Regions from separate parts of the Homo sapiens genome. Here region 2 is linked to region 1. A link is an interaction called in ENCODE POLR2A ChIA-PET data of the cell type or tissue named here. Cell type or tissue: PC-9. All regions are shown on one strand. Links, peaks and the distances in the headings refer to the core of each region. The heading gives the core; the rest is flanking DNA. Region 1 has its middle 14 kb from the start of VSX2. Region 2 has its middle 11 kb from the start of ABCD4.

Evidence for each region. ChIA-PET counts read pairs that join two places held together with the same protein. Peaks named below come from ENCODE experiments on the same cell type or tissue, not always from the same donor. Only the 100,000 strongest peaks of a DNase experiment are listed, where the experiment ranks them.
Region 2: POLR2A ChIA-PET joins it to region 1 with 5 read pairs; 4 of 35 experiments call an interaction of 5 or more read pairs at or near these places.

Annotation. Positions count from the first base shown.
Region 1 is chr14:74,220,224-74,231,631 of GRCh38, reverse strand. No RefSeq gene overlaps it. Among named protein-coding and RNA genes, the nearest start is that of VSX2, 14 kb to the left of the region's middle. In PC-9, for the core only: no CTCF peak of the experiment used is centred there; no DNase peak of the experiment used is centred there; H3K27me3 peaks cover 1,402 bases.
Region 2 is chr14:74,308,581-74,319,988 of GRCh38, reverse strand. It overlaps a transcript of VRTN not described here. Among named protein-coding and RNA genes, the nearest start is that of ABCD4, 11 kb to the right of the region's middle. In PC-9, for the core only: no CTCF peak of the experiment used is centred there; a DNase peak (open chromatin) is centred at 6,228.

The DNA of each region.
Region 1 (11,408 bases), core at 5,473-7,972:
CAGGCTGGAGTGCAACGGTGCCATCTCGGCTCACTGCAACCTCTGCCTCCTGGGTTCAAGCAATTCTCCTGCTTCAGCCTCTCAAGTAGTTGGGATTATAGGTGTGCACCACCATGCCCGGATAATTTTTGTATTTTTAGTAGAGACGGGGTTTCACCCTGCTGGCTAGGCTAGTCTCAAACTCCTGACCTCAGGTGATCTGCCCACTTCAGCCTCCCAAAATGCTGGGATTACAGGCTTGAGCCACCACACTCGGCCACTACCCAGTATCTTTCTAGTAAACCCCCTTTTTGGTGAAATTCAGAGTTGCTCGTAACCCAGAACCCAAACTATTACAGGATGTGAATGTGGTACCTAACCCTACTCTCCACCACAATCTAAGCTGGGGACATTCATTTCTCTAAATAATCTAATTTGGGCCAAATTTGAGCTGTGATTAGCATGGGATTATAAAGAGAAAGTCTTTGGAGAGAGATCTCTTTGTAAATTCTGGCTCTATGGGTATGGCTGAGACCGATAGTTGTCATACCAATTTCCACCCTCTCCTTCCTTCTTAGTATGATAACCCTATTTTTTTTTCAGTGGTACTATGCCTAGATAAAAGACTACACTTCCCAGCTTCCTTCATCCTAGAAGACTCTAAGACATTTGGCACACACCCTTTTTGCTCTTTTCGCCTTTTTTCTGGCTTCCTTTCTGAAACACAGACATGATGGCTAGTATTCCAGCAGCTGTTTTGGATATGAGGTGACCTTGAAGATGGAAGCCAACATTAGAGCAGAAAGAAGGACGGAGTCTGGGTGCCTAAAAACCCGTGAGCCGCCATATCAGCCCAGGACTGCCCCAATGAGCTCAGTGTTTAAGCCGCTGGTCTCTGATCTCTGTTACTAGAGGCCACAAGTGATTCCTCAGTGATACCATGGAGAAGCATTTGAAATCAAACATTTTGACCTGCCGGAAAATGGAAGGGTTGCTGTCATAGCAGAGATCTGATTTGTCCCCAAGTCCTAACAGCTGGAAATCTCTCTTGGATCTGTCTCTCCTCTCCAGCCTCATAGAACTCGATATTCACTTTATCTTCTTCTCTTCCCTGCCATCTAGATGTCCTCCTCCAGTGTCTTGAGTCATGGCCCCTAGAATAGCTTTTGCAGTGGTCTAGGTACCACCAACTTTGGCTTTGCTGCAGGGAAGCTCCTTACTGTTCTGTTTTGGTGTTTTTTTTCCGTAACGCCCAGCATTCTCTGCACAGAAAAAGCTGAGGTAGGGGGCAGGGCTTGACTCCGGACCAGACTGAAGACTGGCTGAAACAGAGAAGAGGCAAAACACCTCCCCATAAGACATACCCACCAGTGCACCATGACAGTTAACTGTAGCCATGGCAACACCCAGAAGTCACCACTCTTTTTCTAGAAATTTCTGAATAACTTACCCCTTAATTTGCATGCAATTTAAAGTGGGTATAAATGTGACTACGGACCTGCCCTGGAGCTGCTACTCTCAACACTGCCTGTGGGTTCATCCTGTTCTGCAGGGGCAGTCACAGAGCTGCAACACTGCCATCTCAATAAAGCTGTTTTCGGCTGGGTGCGGTGGCTCACACCTGTAATCCCAGCACTTTGGGAGGCCAAGGCAAGCGGATTGCCTGAGGTCAGGATTTCAAGACCAGCCTGGCCAACATGGTGAAACCCCGTCTCTACTAAAAATACAAAAATCTGCCGGGTGTGGTGGTGGGCACCTGTAATCCCAGCTCCTTGGGAGGCTGAGGCAGAGAATTGTTTGAACCTGGAAGGCAGTGGCTGCAGTGAGCTGAGATCGTGCCACTGCACTCCAGCCTAGGCGACAGACTGACAATCTGTCTCAAAAAAACAAACAAACAAACAAACAAACAACAACAACAAAAACCTTCCCAGACAGAGCCCCGATGTGGGGGCTCCCCTGCCCTGCCTCAGAGTTACAGTCATAGTTCTAATCCTGCCTCTAGTACTTGTGGTGTCCTGTGGGGCGAGTCTTTTAGCTTCTCTCTTCCTCAGTTCTTTCGTCTGTAAACTGGGGATAGTGATGCCTGTCCTGGCGTTCTTAGAGGGCTCTCAGAAAAGTGCTCCGAAGATGGTGAAGGATTGTGCAGAAGTCTGGTCATCTGTTTCTTGTTTATAAATGATAACTCAGAGTATATCAACCATCTCATTTACAAGCTTTAGTTATTTTTTCTGTGTTATACTTGTCCACAATTGCGACTCATCTTCCCACATTTCTTACTCTTCAGCCTTTTGAAGATCCACCTGAAGATTTATTCCTGTTGACTTGGTATTATACCCTCTGTCGTTTACATATGACTGACTAGCATTGATCTATTGAGATTTACAACTACCTCTAGCAATCTCAGCTAACGTCTATTGAGTGCTTACTATGTGCCAGGCATTTTGCTCAACACTGTATACAGATTATTATATTTAAAACTCACAAAAAACCATGAGGTGGGTGCTTCTATTATCTCGTTTTTACAGATGAGGAAACTGAGTTACAGCATGGTTACAGTCAGGCAGCTAGTGAAGTTGTGTAGTCAGTAATTGAACTCAGTGAATGAGGTTTTGTAGCAAACAGTTTGGGGACTCTAAGGAAGCAGCAGCTAGGACACAATCTGGGGAGTGCAGGTGGCTTATCAGGGGAGGGGTGACACCTGTGAAAGGTGAAGAGGAGGAAGCAGAACTGGGCAGAAGAAGCCTCAAACTGCAGTGTACATCTGACCATCTCAGTCAACCTAACGGGGAGCTCAGAGCAAAGGTTGTCCATTAGAGGAGCTTGAGCTGGGCAGAAATGGCCAGACCCTGTGTCACTCAAACACTGCAGTGGAGTTCAGAGGGGCTACAGCTAGAGGCCATCTATTAACTGCACTCTTGCACCTGAATAGCAAGTTCTTTCTTAAGGGACATCCAAGCAGTGCAAAGCCATAGTGTTACCAGAAGGGGATCCTGATCCAGACCCCAAGAGAGTGTGAGTCCATATGGTAAAGTGAAAGCAAGTTTGTTAAGAAAGTAAAGGAATAGGCTGGGCGTGGTGGCTCACACCTGTAATCCCAGCACTTTGGGAGCCTGAGGCAGATGGATCATTTGACTCTGTTCTTTGTGTTCTAAATGACTTCATCTCTCAGGCCATCTTCATCTCTCAGGTTGGTTCAGGGATGGGTACCTGACCTAGGTCCCCCCGCAATTTCTTGGGATTTCTGGATTTGAGACTGAGATTTGGGTTTAGTCTGTTGCTGATGGTGGAGAAGATGTAACACAACAATCCTGAGAGTTGTCAGCAACCATTTTTTCTGCCTCTGAAGAAAGTCCGTGGCCAGAGCATCAGGATGATAAGAGGGAGTTGACCAACATGGGGGTCCCTTCTCCAGTCGCTCCTTTGGCTCAAGTTCACCTTCCTGCCCTGGTCAAGGTTGAGCTGTAATGTTCCAGCATTCCCATCAGTTCAATGTGGGTTTCTGTCACGCTATCAACTAAAGAAGATCTTAACTAAGACACTCTGCCTGTTATGTTACAAATCCCATTTTAGAGAATAAGGGTCGGACAGGGTATGTAGCTTGGCTAATGCCAAAGAGAAGTGAGTGGCAGAGATGAGGTCTGAGTCCAGGCCCAGGACACTCCAAAAGCCATGCTCCTTGTGGCCTTCCCCAAAAGAACTCAATGTCGTTGGCCAACCTGTAACCTCACCAGATGCACAGTTCCCAGGCTGGTGATGAGGATGCTGAAGAGAAGCAGTTTTGGTGCTGACCCCACTCAGTGGCCGTGTAGAAGCTTCATCTGCACTCATCTCTTTTAGTAAGCCCATCCAGCCTCTGGAGTGAAGCCTCACCTCAGTGGTCCCTCCAAACCTCTTCTTTTCAGAGCCCCTTTGTTTTCAGCCCTGGGTGGGCCCTGGGCTTCTAGATGCCCATCCCAAGGGTCACTGCCATCTCTATTCCAAGGCCTCAACCTGGCATGCAGCACCCTCCTGCCCCTTTCCCATGGGCTCACTGGCTTTGCACTTCTGCCTCTTCCCACAGGGCACTTCTTGTGCATGGCGTGTCTCCTAGGCCTCCTTCCCTTTCTGCCATCCTTGCCCTACCGCTAGGCTTTTCTCCTTCCCCTTCTTCCTTAGCCCCAGGGGTGCTTCCAATATTCTAGGGGCCACCCATGGCCCAGAGCCTTCCAGGCCCCTCTACTCCACTCTACTTCTTGACCTAGGTTTACCTCTTCCCATTCCCCAGCCTGCCGGGCTCAGACAAGGCCCAGCCTCGATGACTCCCAGATGCCCCTGCTATACCGAAGTTCCCTGCCAGCGGCTGGTCAGGGGCAAACAAGACTTAGAAAGGCTGGGCTTGGTGGCTCACGCCTGTAATTCCAGCACTTTGGGAGGCCGACACTTGAGGTCAGGAGTTCAAGACTAGCCTGGCCAACATGGTGAAGCCTCGTCTCTACTAAAAATACAAAAATTAGCCGGACATGGTGGCAGGCATCTGTAATCCCAGCTACTTGGGAGGCTGAGGCAGGAGAATGGCTTGAACCCGGGAGGCAGAGGTTGCAGTGAGTCGAGATCACACCACTGCACTCCAGCCTGGGTGGAAAAAAAAAAAAAAACAGGACTTAGACGAATCACCAAGAATCTGAAAAATGCCTTCTTAGGAAAACCTCAACCCAGCATACCTTTATTATTATTATTATACAAGTCATACATGTTCATGGTGAAAAATAAGAAAATACTGATAAGTAAAAAGAAAAACATTAAAATCATCCAGAGATAACTGCCATTAATATTTTGGTTTACCTGTTTTTTGGCAGCTTTCTAAGCATGTAAGTACTTGTATTCCCAAAAATAGGGAGCCAGGCACAGTGGTTCACACCTGTAATCCCAGCTACATAGGAGGCTGAGGCAAGAGGATCACTTGAGCCCAGGAGTTTGAGACAAGCCTGGGCAACATAGTGAGACCTTGTGTCTATTTTTTTAAAAGTGATCCTTCTGTATACTGTTTTGTAAACTTTCTTCCTCCCTGTGTACATTGTAATATACCCCAAATGTCTTCTACTCCTCTTTGATACACATTTACTAAATGTCTATGGGTGTTCCCTGACTCAAGCTCAAGTCCTTTCCACTTAAGGCTGACAGAACCCACCTATAGAACCACCCATTGCTCTCAATGCCTTGCCAAACTCTGGCACTGGGATGGGTCCATGGGGGGATCCTGCCAGGGCCTCTGCCTCATTGCACTCAGTGACTGGCCAGGGACAGAGCACAGAAGCCTGTGGGTGGCAAAGGGCAAGACTGGGAGGTGGGGTGCAAATGGCTATGTTCTGGGGGGACTTGGGGTAGGAGAGAAGATGGGAAGCCTGGTAGGGTGGGGGTGGAGGGCCAGGGCCAAGGTCTCAGGAAACGGGCATCCGGGAAGACTGCCCAGAACACTGTTATGAGCCTGAAGACAGGTCGGCATTACTTGGCAAGGTGTTAGGGGGAGGAAGAGAGGGCTCCGGAGGAAGGCCTGTAACGTGAACAAAAGTGGAGAAAGGGCTCCCTTAACCTTTTCAATTCTCAGTTTTTCCTTCTGTAAAATGGGAATCTCTTTTGAAAACCTGCTCTGCAGTGAGACTGAGAGGACCCAGGGACATGATGGCGATGAAGCATGCAGACAGGCCCCCGCGCACTGTGGGTGCTGGGTCTTTCAGCCTTTCATTCTCCCCAATCTCCTCCAGGCCAAGATCACCCACAAGGGCCGGGCGCAGTGGCTCACGCTTATAATCCCAGCACTTTGGGAGGCTGAGGCAGGTGGATCACCTGAGGTCAGGAATTTGAGACCAGCCTGGCCAATATGGTGAAACCCCGTTTTTACTAAAAATACAAAAAATTAGCCTGGTGTGGTGGCGCATGCCTGTAGTCCCAGCTACTCGGGAGGCTGATTCTCCTCCTCAGGAGGAGAATCGCTTGAACCCAGGAGTTGGAGGTTACAGTGAGCCGAGATCAAGCCATTGCACTCCAGCCTGGGTGACAGAGCAAAACTCGGTCTCCAAAAATAAAAAGATCACCCACAAGGCAGCGTGGTGTAGTGGTTAATGACTCTGGCTCTTAAATTACATGGTCCTGGGCTCATGTCCCCCATTTACCACCTGCTAGCCGGTGACCTGGGAACTTAGCTTTCACCATGCCTCAGTTTCCCCTTTTTAATATGGGCCATGCAGGGAAAACTTCCTAGAGGAGGCAGCAGTGGGGCTGGACTATGAAGCTAGAATGATCACTAGCCTGCAGCAGTGAGGCCCCAGCTCCTTTGCCTGTGACCATCTCCTCCCAACGCTTTTCCACCAAATCTCAGGCTTAGGACACCCCTCTGGAAAAATCCCACCCTGCCCACCATCTCCTCATGTTTTCTTTTTCTTTTCTTTTTTCTTTTCTTTTTTCTTTTCTTTTCTTTTTCTTTTCTTTCTTTCTTCCTTTCTTCCTTCCTTTTTTTTTTTTTTTTGATGTTTTGCTCTTGTCACCCTGGTTAGAGTCCAGTGATGCACTCTCGGCTCACTGCAACCTCCGCCTCCCGGGTTCAAGTGATTCTCCTACCTCAGCCTCCAAGTAGCTGCGATTACAGGCACGTGCCACCAGGCCCAGTTAATTTTTGTATTTTTAGTAGAGACAAGGCTTCACCATGTTGGCCAGGCTGGTCTTGAATTTCTGACCTCAGGTGATCTGCCTGCCTCGGCCTCCCAAAGTGTTGGGATTACAGGCGTGAGCCACTGCGCCTGGCCATCCTCGTGTTTTCTTTTAGCCATCCTGGGAAGAAGTTGGGAAGAAGGTCACCCACTCTCACACGGCCACAGCCCAATTTTCTCTTGAAAATCGCTACTAGAATCACCATTTGTCATAGTCCAAGGGTCGGGGACAGAGTCTGGGGGAATAATTTGACGAAGGTGGGCAGGAAACCCCCCTCCCTCCCGTCGAGCCCTGCTGGAGGGAAGGACTGTGGTAGGCGCAGAGGTGAGGAGGCCAACCGAATGCAGAAACCCAGCCAGGGAAAGGTTTAGCCCCACAATCCAATTCCACTTAATATCCCATAATAGAATGCTGTCAACATGAGTTTCCTGTTCAAGTGGATTTGTTAGGAAGGCTGGGGAGGTCAGAGGTGTATTCCGGCCCTCCTGGTGTGGGGACTCCAGTAGGGTGTGTGTGGTGGGGGTTACTTGGGCACAAGGGCCCCCTCCCCACCCTCTCCCCTCAGCAAGCCAAACAGGCTCTCAGGAAGGGGTTTGTCACACTTGTCTGTACCAAGACCTCATGAGTTTGTGATGGCTTGCAGAGGGTCCTGGAGCCTCCTGAGGGAGCGTGCATCTCCTTTGAGAAGCGTCCAGCCACTAAGGCAGAGAGCAGGATATTCATGTGAAGGGATTCAGACCTTGAGCAGAAGGTGGGGAGGGGTTCCCAGTTCGGGGGAAGGTACACAGGAGGAGCCACAGGGCCAAACTTGAGGCAACCTTGGGGGGCAAGGGGCCACTTAGGGAGAACCCTGAAGATCTGGGTTGGCCTCAGCCCCCATGAGTGACAACCCAGTGGGTGACCCCACGTAGTTACTCAAACTGGCTGCTGCCTGCTCCTTCTGCCCCCCTGGCTGGCCCATTGCTAGGCGTCCTTCCTCCCAGCTGACTAAGAATCCTTTTGGGGGAGACTTCTGTGAGAGCTTGTGATCGAGCGGTCCCCGTGGATCAGACACAGTGCTGGGCCTTCCATATGCTGCTGCCTCATCAAATTCTGTGGAGCCAGGCCAGGGAGCAGCAGCAGGGGTCAAGGCTGGGGAGAAGGGCTGTGTGAGCACAGGAGCCGTTATTATCCTCATTTTCCCCAAGTAATAGGGGCTCAGGGGTTTTAAGAAACAAAACTAGGGCCAGGCGTGGTCGCTTACACCTCTAGCCTCTAATCCCAGCACTCTAGGAGGCTGAGGCCAGTGGATCACTTGAGCCCAGGAGTTTGAGACTAGCCTGGGCAACATAGCAAGATCCCATCTCTACCAAAAAAAAAAAAAAATAGAAAGGCATGGTGGTGCACACCTGTAGTGCCAGCTACTCAGGAGGTTGAGGCAGGAAGATCACTTAAGCCCAGGAGTTTGAGGCTTCAGTGAGCTGTGATTGAGTCACTGCACTCCAACCTGGGCAACAGAGTGAGGCCCTGTCTCTAAAAAATATATTTTAAATAAATAAATAGAAACAAATCAAGACCTCACATAGTAGGGGAGGGCACTGGGACAAGCATGAAGTTCTTTCTGACCCCAAAGCTGGTGCAGGAGAGATGGGGAGATGAATGAAGACTCAGTGAGAGCCTTCAGAAACCCAGCCTGCGCCTGGTCTTGGAGAGCGGATGTTGGGTGCATTTTTCTGTAAGTATCCAGGAGGGTGTGGGGCAGAAGTTGCAAGGATGAGGTCAGGCCTTGGCTCCTCTGGGGCCTGCGGGTGGGTGAGACCAGGGGAGGGGGGAATGGGCCTGGGGCCGAGGAGGGCAGGGCTGGGCCTCCGGCTCTTTTGTGAGCTGTTTTAATTCGTGTAAATGAGGGTTTTTAATTTGTTATTCTGGGTTTTATTTCTATTACCATCTCATTTGCCTGTAAACCCTATTCTGCCCCTGCCTGGACCGAATTCCATTTGATGCATTAGGACTAATTCTCCTCCCAAAGGGTTAGATGTTTTCTCCCCACACAAAAGTCGCTTATTTTGGATAAAGAGACGATTAGATTTATCTTTAATATTTTAATGGCAGCTGGGATTAGTGGGCAAACAGCCCCGACTGGGGTTGTTCACGGCGGATTAAGTTCTGATCAACTCTCAGATGGGGAGCCCCCACCCCCACCCCACTCCACTTTCTGTTTTCCACAAAGTGCTTTTTATTATTTTTTGTTGAAAAAAAAATTCCCTTGTCTTTTGGAGCATCATAAATTCCATTTGCTGTTTTCTATTAAATCAAGTTGATTAAATTCGTTGTGACTCTTTGCACATAGATCTTTTTAATTTTAACGTCTCCAGCATAAAATCTTTAATGGTGCCATTTGAAATTGCTGCAATATACAGTACAGGCCCTGAGAAAACAGATGGAAATGAGGTTCTGCCAGGGATGGGGGAGGTCCTATCAGGAGGGGTACAGTTGGGAGAAGGCACAGACCTCCAGGTGAAGGCAGGGGACTGACTCTTCCTGAGGTCCAGAGAGCCCCACGTTCTCCATTCAGCTATTTTCTAGCTTCAGGGCTTTGGCTAGGAACTTGGCCCATGCTATGGAGGGCTTGCTATGTGCCTGGCACTGTGTATGCATCGCCAGTCATCCTTACAAGGAGGCTCAGAGAGAGGTCACTTGCTCAAGGTCACGTAGCAAGTCGGTGGCAGTGGTTGAGTCCAGATTGTCTTTGCCAATAAAGCCTCATCTCCCCTTTCATCAGTAAAATGGGGGTGATCGGTTCCGCCCTGGGTCACAGGTGCTTGGAAAGATTGGATGAGGTCCACAAACTGCTTTGGGAACAGTACAGAGCTGTGCTCTCCTGGGGGGATGGAGGAGTGGGGCTGACCCATTTGGGCCTCAGAGGCTCTGCTATCACTGGGTAGAGCTGCCTTTTGAGACCCTGGGAACCTTCACTAACTCCAGGGTCTCGGCTTCCCCCCGCCCCTCAGCTCTCCAGCTCTCCGGCCTCCGGCCTCAGGCTTTTTCTCCCCGTCTCTAATCCTGACCTCATCAAGTCCTGGGAAGAGGGTTGATCCACAGGAGCAAATCCCTCATTCAGAGGGGCAAAATCAGCTTAATTTGCAGCAATTTGAAGCAGGTCTTTGCCAGGATTTGAATATCAAATTATCCCACAGCCTGGGCTGGTCTGGGAGGCCTCCCCCGGCTGCAATATGGACCGATGTGCTCAGGCTTCACCAGGGAGATTGTCCTGGGAGTGACTGAAGCTGAGGCTGTGGAGATGGGAGTGAGTGTCAGAGGGTAGTGGGCAAGGTGGGGGTCACCAGTCAGCCCCCACTGCCAGAGGGCACTGCAGCAGTGACTGAGGGACAGATGGAGTTTGGGGTCAAAACCTCCTGTTCTTGAGACTCACCGGGGGCTCTTGTCAAATGTGCGGATTCCCAGGCCCTTCTACAAACATAAGAAATCAAGATTTTCTTGACTAAGAAAGTTTAGAAAAATCCGGTGCAGCTCAGTTAGCCAATCAACAAACACTTGCTGTGCACAATCTGTACTGCCTCTCATTTTGAGAGAATCAGCCTCCTCTGGTGCCCACCCTGTTCATTCCCAGCCTCTGGTACTGTGGACAATATTTCCTTGGCTGTCTGCTCCATGATGGCCCCTGAGGCCTGAGTCAGCGGCTGCAGAGAGCTCTTCAGCCTTCCCTTCCTGGTCTGCATGCCCAACTCCTCTGGCCACCCGGCCCTTTCATTCCTTTTCTGCAAGCTCAGGCCTAGCAGACATCCTCTTATGTCAGTCACACAGGCCTCGCTGCCCAGACCTGAGCCCCGGGGCTCAGACCCCTCTCATGGGCATGTCATGAGCTGTGAGCCTCTTCAGGAAGGCCCGAGGTTGGTGAAACATTCTGGTCCCGCCACAGTGTTGTGTCCCTGTGGGCCCTGCAGTGTAAAAGTAGCAGCCAGGGATGTTGGGATGGCTTTGCGCAGGCCCACTGTCCAGCCAGCACCATCAACAGAGATGAGAGGCTCTCGGTGTGACAAGCATTATAAGAGCCACAAGTGCTTCCATTTAATTCTCACAAAATCCTATGGAGTAGGTACTATTATTATATACACCCATTGTATAGATGAGGAAACTGAGGCACAGAGAAATTAGTAACATGCCCCACCCAGGTCATACAGCAATAAGAGGTGGACCTGGGATGCATACGCAGGCAGTCTGACTCCAAACTGCTCCTCTTAACCACTTTGTTCTGTCTCCATCTATCCACCTTTACCTAAAATTTTGTCCTTCTCTATATTCTCCACAGCAATGACTTGCCTTATTTTTAAAGGCATAATCACAGTGTGTTTGGGGAGCAAAGAAAGGAGCGCATAACCTACACTAGGGCAATCACAGAGGCTTTTTGGAGGTGGTGTCTTTATTTGTTCAATGATGTGGTAGAGCAACCACTGTGTGCCCAACACTGGTGATACAGACATGAAGAAGCCATGGAGCTCACAAACGGGGGCCTGAACACCCCATCGGCAGTGCTCAGTGCACTGATGGAGAAAACACAGGGCATCGTAGAAACACTGGGGACACCCCAAAGCCCAGGAGATCAGGGAAGACTTCCTGGAGGAGAGGCACTAGTCCCCTTCACTAGATCTAGTCATTAACCTGAGGTTCAGATGGCCCAGAGGTCCCACTGGGCACACTCACCCTTCTTTGTCTCAGCCAGTCCATCCTCCGTGGACCGTCTGGAC
Region 2 (11,408 bases), core at 4,741-7,240, 89 kb before region 1:
GCATGAGCCACCGTGCCCAGCCAGGGCTTGCTTCTTGAAGCACTCATATTCTTTGGCTTTCAGGACAACACATTTGTCCAGTTCTCCTACCTCCCTGGCTGCTCCTTCTCCATCTCCTTTGCTGGCTCTTTACTACTAGATGTTGGACTCCCAAAAGGCACAGTCCTCTGACCTCTTTTCTTCTCAATCTACAGTCAACCCTTAGGTGATCTCTTGCAATCTACTCATTTAAAACCCCACCTTTCTTCTGATGATTTCCACATTTATGGCTCCAGCTCAGACATCTTCCCTAACTTCCAGACTCAAACAGCCAATTGCTTATGTAACATCACCACTGGGTGTCCAACAGGCATCTCAAATTTAACCTGTCCATAAACAAACTCTTGATTTACCACCTGTTCCTCACACATAATCTGTTCTTTCCCCATAACTCCCAACCCCAGTAAATGGTACCATCATTCACTCAGTTGCTCAGTCCAAAGCCTTAAAGTTGCACTTGAAGCGGGGTCTTTGATAGCTCAGTTGGTAGAGCAGAGGGCCATTTGGATGAGCTGCAGAACCACACTTGATTCCTTTTTCTCTCATTCACCACATCCAAACCCAAATCTGATTGTCTCTATTGTCAAAATACTATAAAAATACATCCCGAGGGGGCCAGGCGCGGGCCGGGCTCATGCCTGTAATCCCAGCACTTTGGGAGGCCAAGGAGGGTGGATCATTTGGGGTCAGGAGCTCAATACCAGCCTGGCCAACATAGTGAAACCCCATCTCTACTGAAAATACAAAAATTAGCCAGGCAGTAGTGGCACATGCCTGTAATCCCAGCTACTCTGGAGGCCAAGGCAGGAGAATCGCTTGAGCCTGGGAGGCGGAGGTTTCAGTGTGGTGAGCCAAGGTCGAGCCACTGCACTCCAGTCTGGGTGACAGAGTGAGACCCCATCTCAAAACAAACAAACAACAAAAAAAAATCCCGAGACCAGGCACAGTGGCTCATGCCTGTAATCCCAGCACTTTGGGAGGCCGAGGCAGGTCGATCACTTGAGGTCAGGAGTTCAAGACCAGCCTGACCAACACGGTGAAACCCGGTCTCTACTAAAAATATACAAATTAACTGGGCATGGTGGCACATACTTGTAGTCCCCAGCTACTTGAGAGGCTGAGGCACAAGAATTGCTTGAACCTGGGAGGTGGAAGTTGCAGTGAGCCAAGATTGGGCCATTGCACTCCACCCTGAGCAACAGAGCAAGACTCCATTTAAAAAAAAAAAAAAAAAAAAAGGCCGGACACGGTGGCTCACGCCTGTAATCCCAGCACTTTGGGAGGCCAAGGCGGGCGGATCACCTGAGGTCAGGAGTCCGAGACCAGCCTGGCCAGCATGGTGAAACGCCTTCTCTACTAAAAATACAAAAATTAGCCGGGGCCTTGCGTGGTGGCTCACACCTGTAATCCCAGCGCTTTGGGAGGCCGAGGCAGGCGGATCACCTGAGGTTGGGAGTTCAAGAACAGCCTGACCAACATGGAGAAACCCCCACCTCCACTAAAAATACAAAAATAGCCGGGCGTGGTGGCGCATGCTTGTAATCTCAGCTACTCGGGAGGCTGAGGCAGGAGAATCACTTGAATCCAGGAGGCGGAGGTTGCGGTGAGCCGAGATCACGCCATTGCGCTCCAGCCTGGGCAACAAAGAGCGAAACTCTGTCTCCGAAAAAAAAAAAAAATTAGCCAGGCGTGGTGGCACATGCCTGTAATCCCAGCTATTCAGGAGGCTGAGGCAGGAGAATCCCTTGAACCTGGGAGGTGGAGATGGCAGTGAGCCGAGACTAAGGTCTCTCAACCTTAGTACTATTGTCTTTTTTTAAATTTTATTTTTGAGACAGGTTCTTACCCTGCTGCCCAGGCTGGAGTGCAGTGGCACAATCATAGCTCACTGCAGCCTTGAACTCCTGGGCTCAAGCAATCCTCTTGCCTCAGCCTCCGTAATAGCCTGGACTACAGTTGCTTGCTACCATGCTCAACTAATTTAAAAAAAGAGATGAGGTCTTGCTTTGTAGCCCAGGCTGGTATAAAGCTCCTGGCTTCAAGCAATACTCCCATGTTGGCCTCCAAAAGCGCTGGGATTACAGGCATGAATCACTGTGCCCAGCCACCATTGAGATTTTGTTTTTTTTGTTTTTTTGTTTTTCTTTGGAGACAGAGTCTCACTGTATCCTCCAGGCTGGAGTATAGTGGCACGAACTCTGCTCACTGCCACCTCCACCTCCCAAGTTCACGTGATTCTCATGCCTCAGCCTCCCAAGTAGCTGGTATTATAGGCACCTGCCACCACACCCAGCTAATTTTTGTATTTTTAGTAGAAACGGAGTTTCACCATGTTGGCCAGGCTAGTCTTGAACTCCTGAGCTCAGGTGACCCACCCACCTTGGCCTCCCAAAGCGCTGGTATTACAGGTGTGACCCACCGTGCCTGGCTCACTATTGACATTTTGGACCAAGTAATTATTTGTCATGGGGAGTTGTCCTGTGCATTATTGTAGGATACTTTGCAGCACTCACTAGAAGACAATAGCATCCGTCAGTTATGACAACCGAAAATATCCAGATACTGAACAAATGTCCTTGGCTGGTAGGGAGAGTTGGGGAGAAGTATGTAAGATAAGCTAGAGCAAAGTCACCCTGGTTGAGAGCCACTTCTCTACAGCTCTGTACCATTCTATAGTCCCCACCAACCTGTCCCTTTCTATAGTCCCAACCATGACTCTCTCACCTGAAATACCAGAATAGCTTCCTATCTGATTTCCCTAACTCCATTCTAGCTCTCCATACAGCAGCATCCAGGGTGATCCTTTTAAATCATCCACCAAATTTTGTCACTCTTCTGTTTTTAACCCTCCAATGGCTTCCTGTAACAATAAAGATTCAAATTTTTTATGATAGTGTGCAAGACTCTACATGACCTGGCCCTTGTGCATTTCCTATCACTCTCCCCTTGTTCATTGCACTCTGGCCATGCTGGCTTCTTTGCTCTTCCTTGAACATCCCAAGAATAATCCCTCCTTGCCGGGCGGTGACTCACACCTGTAATCCCAGCACTTTGGGAGGCCGAGACGGGCGGATCACGAGGTCAGGAAATCGAGACCATCCTGGCTAACACAGTGAAACCCCGTCTCTACTAAAAATACAAAAAAATTAGCCGGGCATGGTGGCGGGCGCCTGTAGTCCCAGCTACTCGGGAGGCTGAGGCAGGAGAATGGCGTGAACCCGGGAGGCGGAGATTGCAGTGAGCCGAGATCACGACACTGCACTCCAGCCTGGGTGACAGAGTGAGACTCCATCTCAAAAAAAAAAAAAAAAAGAATAATCCCTCCTTTGGGCATTTGCATTTGCTGTTCCCTTTGCTTAGAATGCTCTTCCCTCAGAATCTGCATGGCTCCTTCCTTCACTTCATTCAGGTTGTTTGTTCATTTGTTTGTTTGTTTGTTTGAGATGTCTCGCTTTGTTGCCCAGGCTGGAGTGCAGTGGCGTGATCTCGGCTCACCACAGCCTCTGCCTCCCAGGTTCAAGTGATTCTCCTGCCTCAGCCTCCCAAGTAGCTGGGACTAGAGGCGTGCGACACACCTGGCTAATTTTTATATTTTTAGTAGAGACAGAGTTTCACCATGTTGGCCAGGCTGGTCTTGAACTCCTGATCTCATGACCCACCCACCTCAGCCTCCCAAAGTGCTGGCATTACAGGTGTAAACCACCACACCCAGCCTCATTTAGGTTCTTTAAAACCTCCTCGGAGAGTCCTTCCCTGACCACCCTATCCCAAGAAGCACCTCCACCATCATCCTCTCTCCCCATATGCTGGGTGATGGACATGTTGACCCCCTGCCCAGATTCCCTTTCAAGGCAGGACTTGTTGCCCCAGCTGCTGGGAGTGCCGTAAGCAGACAGCCTTCAGCTATCAGCTCCTTTGAGAATTGCCTCAGCTACAAGAGAGAATTTGCCTGAGTTTACGCCCTTTGCAAGATATCCCACACCCAGTGACTGATTGGGGTGGGGTAGAAAGGAGGGCCACTGTGGCCCAACAGGAAGCAACTGAGATGGGCCATGTCCACTCTGGTGCTCCCCATGGGGTCGGCTGAGGCTGTAGTAGGGCCTACCTCTCAGCTTGATTCCTCCCTCTGCCCAATCATGCTTCCTTCATCTCCCTACCAATATGCAATCTCTATAGTCATTGAGCATGATAAGCATTGTCTCAGGGTGTGGATCCAGTGGACCCTACTTGTGACACCCACTGTAGTTTTCTTAGCGCTATCTGATTTATATTTAATATTGTTTTGTATTTGCCTAAGGTCTGTGAAGGCAGATACTTTGTCTTGAAACTGCTATATCTCCAGCACCTATGCCTGGCACATACAGAGTAGTTACTCAGTAAATGCTTTTTGTTTGCTTTTTTGTTGTATTGTTTTGTAGAGACAGGGTCATGCTATGTTGCCCAGGCTGATCTCAAACTCTTGGCCTCAAGCAGTCCTCCCGCCTCGGCATCCCAAAGCACTGGGATTATAGGCATGGCCACCACACCCGGCCTGGTCAATAATTACTGAATGTTGAACGAATTATCACTGTTGCTGGTTGCGGTGGCTCATGCTTGTTATACCAACTACTCAGGAGGCTGAGGCACAAGACTCGCATGAATCTGGGAGGTGGAGGTTGCAGTGAGCCAAGATCACACCGCTACAAGCCAGCCTGGGCGACAGAGTGAGACTCCGTCTCAATTTCAAAAAAAAAGAAGTATCACTGCCATCTCCTTAATACTGTTGGGGCTCAGAAAACAATACCCCAAAGTATGGCACTTTGGCATGCTGATACTTTGAACTGAAAGACATTGGAAGGACCTCAAAAGCAAAGTCTCTTTCTTCTCTTCTCCTGTTCTTCTTTCTCCTGCTTCCCTTCCTCTCCCAAGGCAGGCCATAGAAACTAGAACCCTTCTTCTTCAAAGCCAGCCATAAAACCTAGAAATAGGACTTTAACCTTCCTCCATCCTTCTGTGTAGGAGCTGGCCATAAAATTCTGACCTACCTTGTCTGAAAATAGACCATAAGACCTTCATTTCAGAAGGGGCACTGCCCTAAACCCAGGAGAAAGGAACACCACACAAACAGGCCAAGAAGAATCTGAACAGAGGCCTTGCTGGGTTTCCCCACTCAGTCTGTTACTATTAGATCATTCCCTTTCTGTCTAATCACATTTCAACACAGCTGTCATGCTTCACTGAATCTAAGCATAAAAATGAACAGTTTTTGGCTGGACGCAGTGGCTCATGCCTGTAATCCTGGCACTTTGGGAGGCCGAGGCAGGCGGATCATGGAGGTCAGGAGATAGAGACCATCCTGGCTAACTCGATGAAACCCCATCTCTACTAAAAATACAAAAAAAAAAATTTAGCCGGGTATGGTGGTGTGCACCTGTAGTCCCAGCTACTCAGGAGGCTGAGGCAGGAGAATTGCTTGAACCCAGAAGGTGAAGGTTGCAGTGAGCCGAGATTGTGCCACTGCACTCCAGCCTGGGCCACAGTGTGAGACTTCATCTCAAAAAAAAAAAAAAAAAAAAGAACAGTTTTTTTCTTGAGTCTTTTGGTCCTCATTTCTGAAGGCTCCCACGTCACATACAATTACACAATTTTGATTAGATAAATCTGATATGCTTTTAGATGGACATGGTGGTGTGCGCCTGCAACTCCAGCTACTGGGAAGGCTGAGGCGGGAAGATAGCTTGAGCCCAGAAGTTCAAGGCTGCAATGAGCCATGATCACACCACTGTACTCCAGCCTAGACAACAGAGCAAGACCTTGTCTCTAAAAAAAAAATTAAAAGAGAAAGTTATAAATTGCTTATGCTTTTCTCTTGTTAATCAGTCTTTTGTTATAGGAGTGGTGGCCATGACCCTTATGATAAAGAGGAGATTTATTATACCTTTCCACCCCTTCAATACTCTAAGATTACTCTATGGTTGGGGAGTCCTTTGGTGATATCTAATATAAAGGCTCCAGCTGTTTTTCGTTTTTTGTTTTTGAGACAGTGTCTCGCTCTGTTGCCCAGGTTGGAGTGCAGTGGCACGATCTCAGCTTCCCAAGCATCTGAGACTACAGCTTGCACCACCACACCCAGCTAATTTTTGTTTTTGTTTTGTAGCAATGAGGTCTTGCCATGTTGCCTAGGCTGGTCTCCAACTCCTGAGCTCAAGCAATCTTCCTGTCTCAGCTTACCAAAGTGCTGGAATTACAGGTATGAGCCACCACGCCCAGCCAAGGCTCCAACTTTTTAACAGACTTGCAGGGGCCTTAATCTTTCCAAAATGATTCCAGGGTGGAAAGAGGCCAAGATGGTTTCAGATCTAGAGGACGTGACAGCAGGGCTCTGCTCAGCTGACAACTCTGTCCCTCCTGCTCACAAATTTAATAGGCTGTTCTCACTTGGGGAAGATGTCACCGTCCTTTGAACCAGCTACACTGCAGACATTTTGACCTGGTCAGCCCACAGGATAAATTTTAGATTAAGCAGCTATTCTTGAGTATTTTAACAAACTTTCATTTTTTTTAAGAACTTTCACATTGCTCAGGAATTTCTTTTTTTTTGCTCAGGAATTTCTTAGGATGGCCATTAGATGTGAGTCGCTTTATCATTCTAATTTTATATACAGGGAAACCTAGGTCAGAGGAGTAGCTTCATTCATCACAGAAGTGTTTAGTGAACACCTTCTATGTGCCAGGCGCTGGGCTGGGTATTGGAGGTTGACTAGGCAAGCTCCTTGGCTAGCAAGGGAAACAGACAGGTCCAACTCTGTCTATAACTGAGGTGTGAACCAAGAGCTTGGAGGACCAGAAGATAAAATGATTGCTTCTCTTTTAGGGTATAATCTCTGAAAAAAATTTATTGTATAGGTAACATTTTAAAAAACAAAACACAGGCCAGGCGCAGCGCGCATGCCTGTAATCCCAGCACTTTGGGAGGCCGAGGCAGGTGGATCATGAGGTCAGGAGTTCGAGACCAGCCTGACCAACATGGTGGAACCCTGTCCCTACTAAAAATATAAAACTTAGCCAGGCGTGGTGGAGTGAGCCTGTAATCCCAGCTACTCAGGAGGCTGAGACAGGAGAATAACTTGAACCTGGGAGGCGAAGGTTGCAGTGAGCCACTGTACTCCAGCCTGGGCGCCAGAGCGAGACTCTGCCTCAAAAAAAAAAAAAAAAACACAGGCCAGGTGCGGTGGTGCGTGCTTGTAACCCCAGCGCTTAGGGAGAGTGAAGAAGGCAGATCACTTCAGCCCAGGAGTTTGAGACCAGCCTGGGCAACATGGTGAAACCCCGTCTCTACAAAAAATACAAAAATCAGCTGGGTGTGGTGGCATGTGCCTGTAGTCCCAGCTACTCGGGAGGCTGAGGTGGAAGGATCACTCGAGCCTGGGAGGTCGAGGCTGCAGTGAACCAAAACTACATCACTGCACTCCAGCCTGGACTACAGAGTGAGACTTTCTCTTGAAAAAAAAGAGAGATTAAAAAACAAAACACTTAAGCATATGGGCTCTTTAGTCAAACTGCCTTTTGCTCTCTCCAATCCTTGCATTCTGAATTCCTACAGATTGCAATCAACTTCAGTGGGTGCACAGTTATGCACACACAAACATGCTTTTAAAAAACAAAATATGGAGCCTATCTTCTTTTAAACTTAGCTATATTTGGGATATATCCAAAGATGTTAATTGCAGCATTATATGTAATAGCAAGAGACTATAACCCACTAAAATGTCTGTCAATAGGAAACTAGATATATAGTTCCTCTGTAGAGACAGTCCCTGACTTATGATGGCACAATTTGACAATGGGTTTGTCACAAACTTAACAGTGGAAAAAAGTAATTACTTAAATCTGTGTATGCTGGCTGGGCGCGGTGGCTCATGCCTGTAACCCCAGCACTTTGGGAGGCCAAGGCAGGTGGATCACCTGAGGTCAGGAGTTCAAGACCAGCCTGGCCAACATGGTGAAACCCTGTCTCTACTAAAAATACAAAAAATTATCCAGGCATGGTGGCGGATGCCTGTAATACCAGCTACTCAGGAGCCTGAGGCAGGAGAATTGCTTGAACCAGGAAAGCAGAGGTGACAGTGAGCCAAGATCGCACCACTGTGCTCCAGCCTGGGTGACAAGAGCGAAACTCCATCTCAAAAAAAAAAAAAGTCTGTATATGCTGATATGGAACAACTTCCAAGATATATTACAAAGTGTAAAAAGAAAGCTGCGGCCGGGAGCGGTGGCTCACCCCTATAATCCCAGCACTTTGGAAGGCCGAGGCAGGCAGATCACCCGAGGTCAGGAATTCAAGACCAGCCTGGCCAACATGGCGAAACCCCGTCTTTACTAAAAATACAAAAATTAGCCAGGTGTGGTGGAGCATGCCTGTAATCCCAGCTACTTGGGAGGGAGTAGCTTGACCCCAGGAGGCAGAGGTTGCAGTGAGCCAAGATCACGCCACTGCACTCCAGCTTGGACAACAGAATGAGAGTCTGTCTCAAAGAGAAAAAAAAAAAAAAATGCAAGCTGCAAGGCAGAGTGTTTAAAAGGAAAAGGAGTATTTGTGTTTGAGTGTGGGTATGTGTGAAATATATTAATACATATAAGTTTGCATATATATAAAACATTTCGGGAAAGATTCCTAAGAAGCTGTGAACAGCTTGGCTCTGGGGTGGAAGACAAACTTATTTTTTATTATATGCCCTATCATCTTTTGCAAAATTTTTTTTAACCACATGCTTTTCAATTTTTCAATTAAAAAACTAGTTGATTAAATGAAACAATAGGGCATGGACATTGTTCAATGTTTAATATTAATGTCACATTCAGCTCTTATTATTGCCAGGTAATGTTTAAGTCTTAATATCTATTAACTTGTTTATTCCTCGAAACAACCCTCTGATGTGGAAACTATTATTACCCTCATTTACAGATTTTAAAAAACTGAGGCTAGGTGCAGTGGCTCATGCCTGTAATCCCACCACTTTTGGAGGTCAAGGCAGGAGGAACGCTTGAGGCCAGGAGTTCGACAGCCTAGGCAACATAGTGAGGCCCTGTCTTTACCCCCCCAAATTTTTTTTAAAGAAAAATTTAAAAACCTCACCGGGTGCAGTGGCTCATGCCTGTAATCCCACCACTTCGGGAGGCCAAGGTGGGCGGATCACTTCAGGTCAGGAGTTTGAGACCAGACTGGCCAAGATGGTGAAACCCCATCTCTACTAAAAATACAAAATTTAGCCAGGCATGGTGGCACATGCCTGTGGTCCCAGCTACTTGGGAGGCTGAGGCAGGAGAATCACTTGAACCCAGGAGGCGGAGGCTGCAGTGAGCCGGGATTGTGCCACTGCACTCCAGCCTGGGTGACAGAGCAAGACTCTGTGTTTAAAAAAAAAAAAAAAAAAAAACAGAGGCAGCATGCCCCCAAGGTCACACAAATACCAAGTGATAGAGTGGGGATTTGAACCCATGCAATCCGGCTCTGAGGTCCATGTTCTGAATCACTATGGCAATGCTACTTCTCCTTTTTTTTTTTTTTTTTTTGAGACAGAGTTTTGCGTTTGTTGCCCAGGCTGGAGTGCAATGGCGCGATCTCGGCTCACTGCAACCTCTGCCTCCCACGTTCAAGTGAGTCTCCTGCCTCAGTCTCCCGAGTAGCTGGGACTACAGGAATGTGCCACCACGCCTGGCTAATTTTGTATTTTTAGTAGAGACGGGGTTTCTCCATGTTGGTCAGGCTGGTCTCGAACTCCCAACCTCAGGTGATCCACCCGCCTCAGCCTCCAAAAGTGCTGGGATTACAGGCGTGAGCCATGGCACCCGGCCATCTCCTTCTTATTAATAGCTGCAAAATATATTCTACACAGTGAGGGTGTCATATTTTGTTTAACTGCTCCTCCTTTGATAAGCATTCTGGTTGCTTCTAGGATTTTGCTATTACCTTCTATGCTGTAGAAACATCCTTGTGATTGACCCTTTGTCCTTTGTGCTTTTGGGTAAATATATTTATAAGAGAATTCCTGGAAATGAAACTACGGCATCATCTAAAATTTGACAGTTATTACCAAATTATTTTCCTTTTTTAAAAAAAACATCAATTTGTCTTCCCTTTATCTATGTATAAGAGTGAGGAAGTAGCACAGGACTCTAGGAGCTGAAATAAGGGAAGTTTGGTCCCATTAGAAAACAGTATAAGCAGAGACAGTGACCTGTGGGTTTTTTAAAATTTTATTTATTTACTTTTAGAAACGAGGTCTCGCTGTGTTGCCCAGGCTGGAGTGCAGTGGTATGATCATAGCTCAGTGCAGCCTCTAACTCCTGGGCTCAAGCAATCCTCCTGCCTTAGCCTCCGTTGTTGAGGCTGCAGTGAGCCCTAGCCTCACTGTGTGTTTTTTGAGGTTAGGGATTGTCTTGTTTATCTTTGTTCAACAAACAGCACAAGAATCACTTAAGAGCTTTAAGTGGGCTGTTGATTTGGTTTACATTTGTGCACATTTCTCTGGCTGCTTTGTAAAAACTGGATTAGAGCCGGGGGAAATTCAAGTGTATAAACCCAGTTAGAAGATTTTGCAAATATTTGTTAAACAAATAGCTACTGTGCTCTTACGAGTGCTTCTGGAAAATGGGGACACAGTAGTGTGAACACAACAGACATGGTCCCTGTCCTCTTGGGGTGGAGCGAGAGAGGCATGAATGAAGTAAACGCACAAAATGAAAATATAACCAGCTGCAATAAATGCTAGAAGCAGGAAAAAGTGGGGTGCTGTGGAAGGAAACAATAAAGGGTGGTTAGGAAAAGACTCTCTGGGGAAGGGACATTCACAGCGGGGATGGAAGGAAGAATAAAAATCACCGGAAGAGTAGAGGAAAACAAGGTTTGTTTTCTAGCCCCTAAAGAGGTTCAAACAGAAATTAGCTGGGCATGGTGGCATAAGCCTGTAATCCCAGCTACTCGAGAGGATGAGGCACAAGAATCACTTTAACCTGGGAGGCAGAGGTTGCTGTGACCTGAGATCATACCACTGCATTCCATCCTGGGCAACAGAGCAAGACTGTCTCAAAAAAAAAAAAAAAACAAACAGAAGTTGGAGCAATAGGCAAGGCCAGGGCATAAGAAGCCTTGAAGAGCAGGGTGCAGTGGCTCGCGCCTGTAATCTCAGCACTTTGGGAGGCCAAGGCCAGCAGATCACTTGAGGTTAGGAGTTCGAGAGTAGCTTGGCCAACATGGCAAAACCCCATCTCTACTAAAAATAACAAAAATTAGCTGTGCGTGGTGGCGGGTGCCTGTAATCCCAGCTACATAGGAGGCTGAGGCAGGAAAATCGCTTGAACCCGGGAGGCAGAGGTTGCAGTGGGCCGAG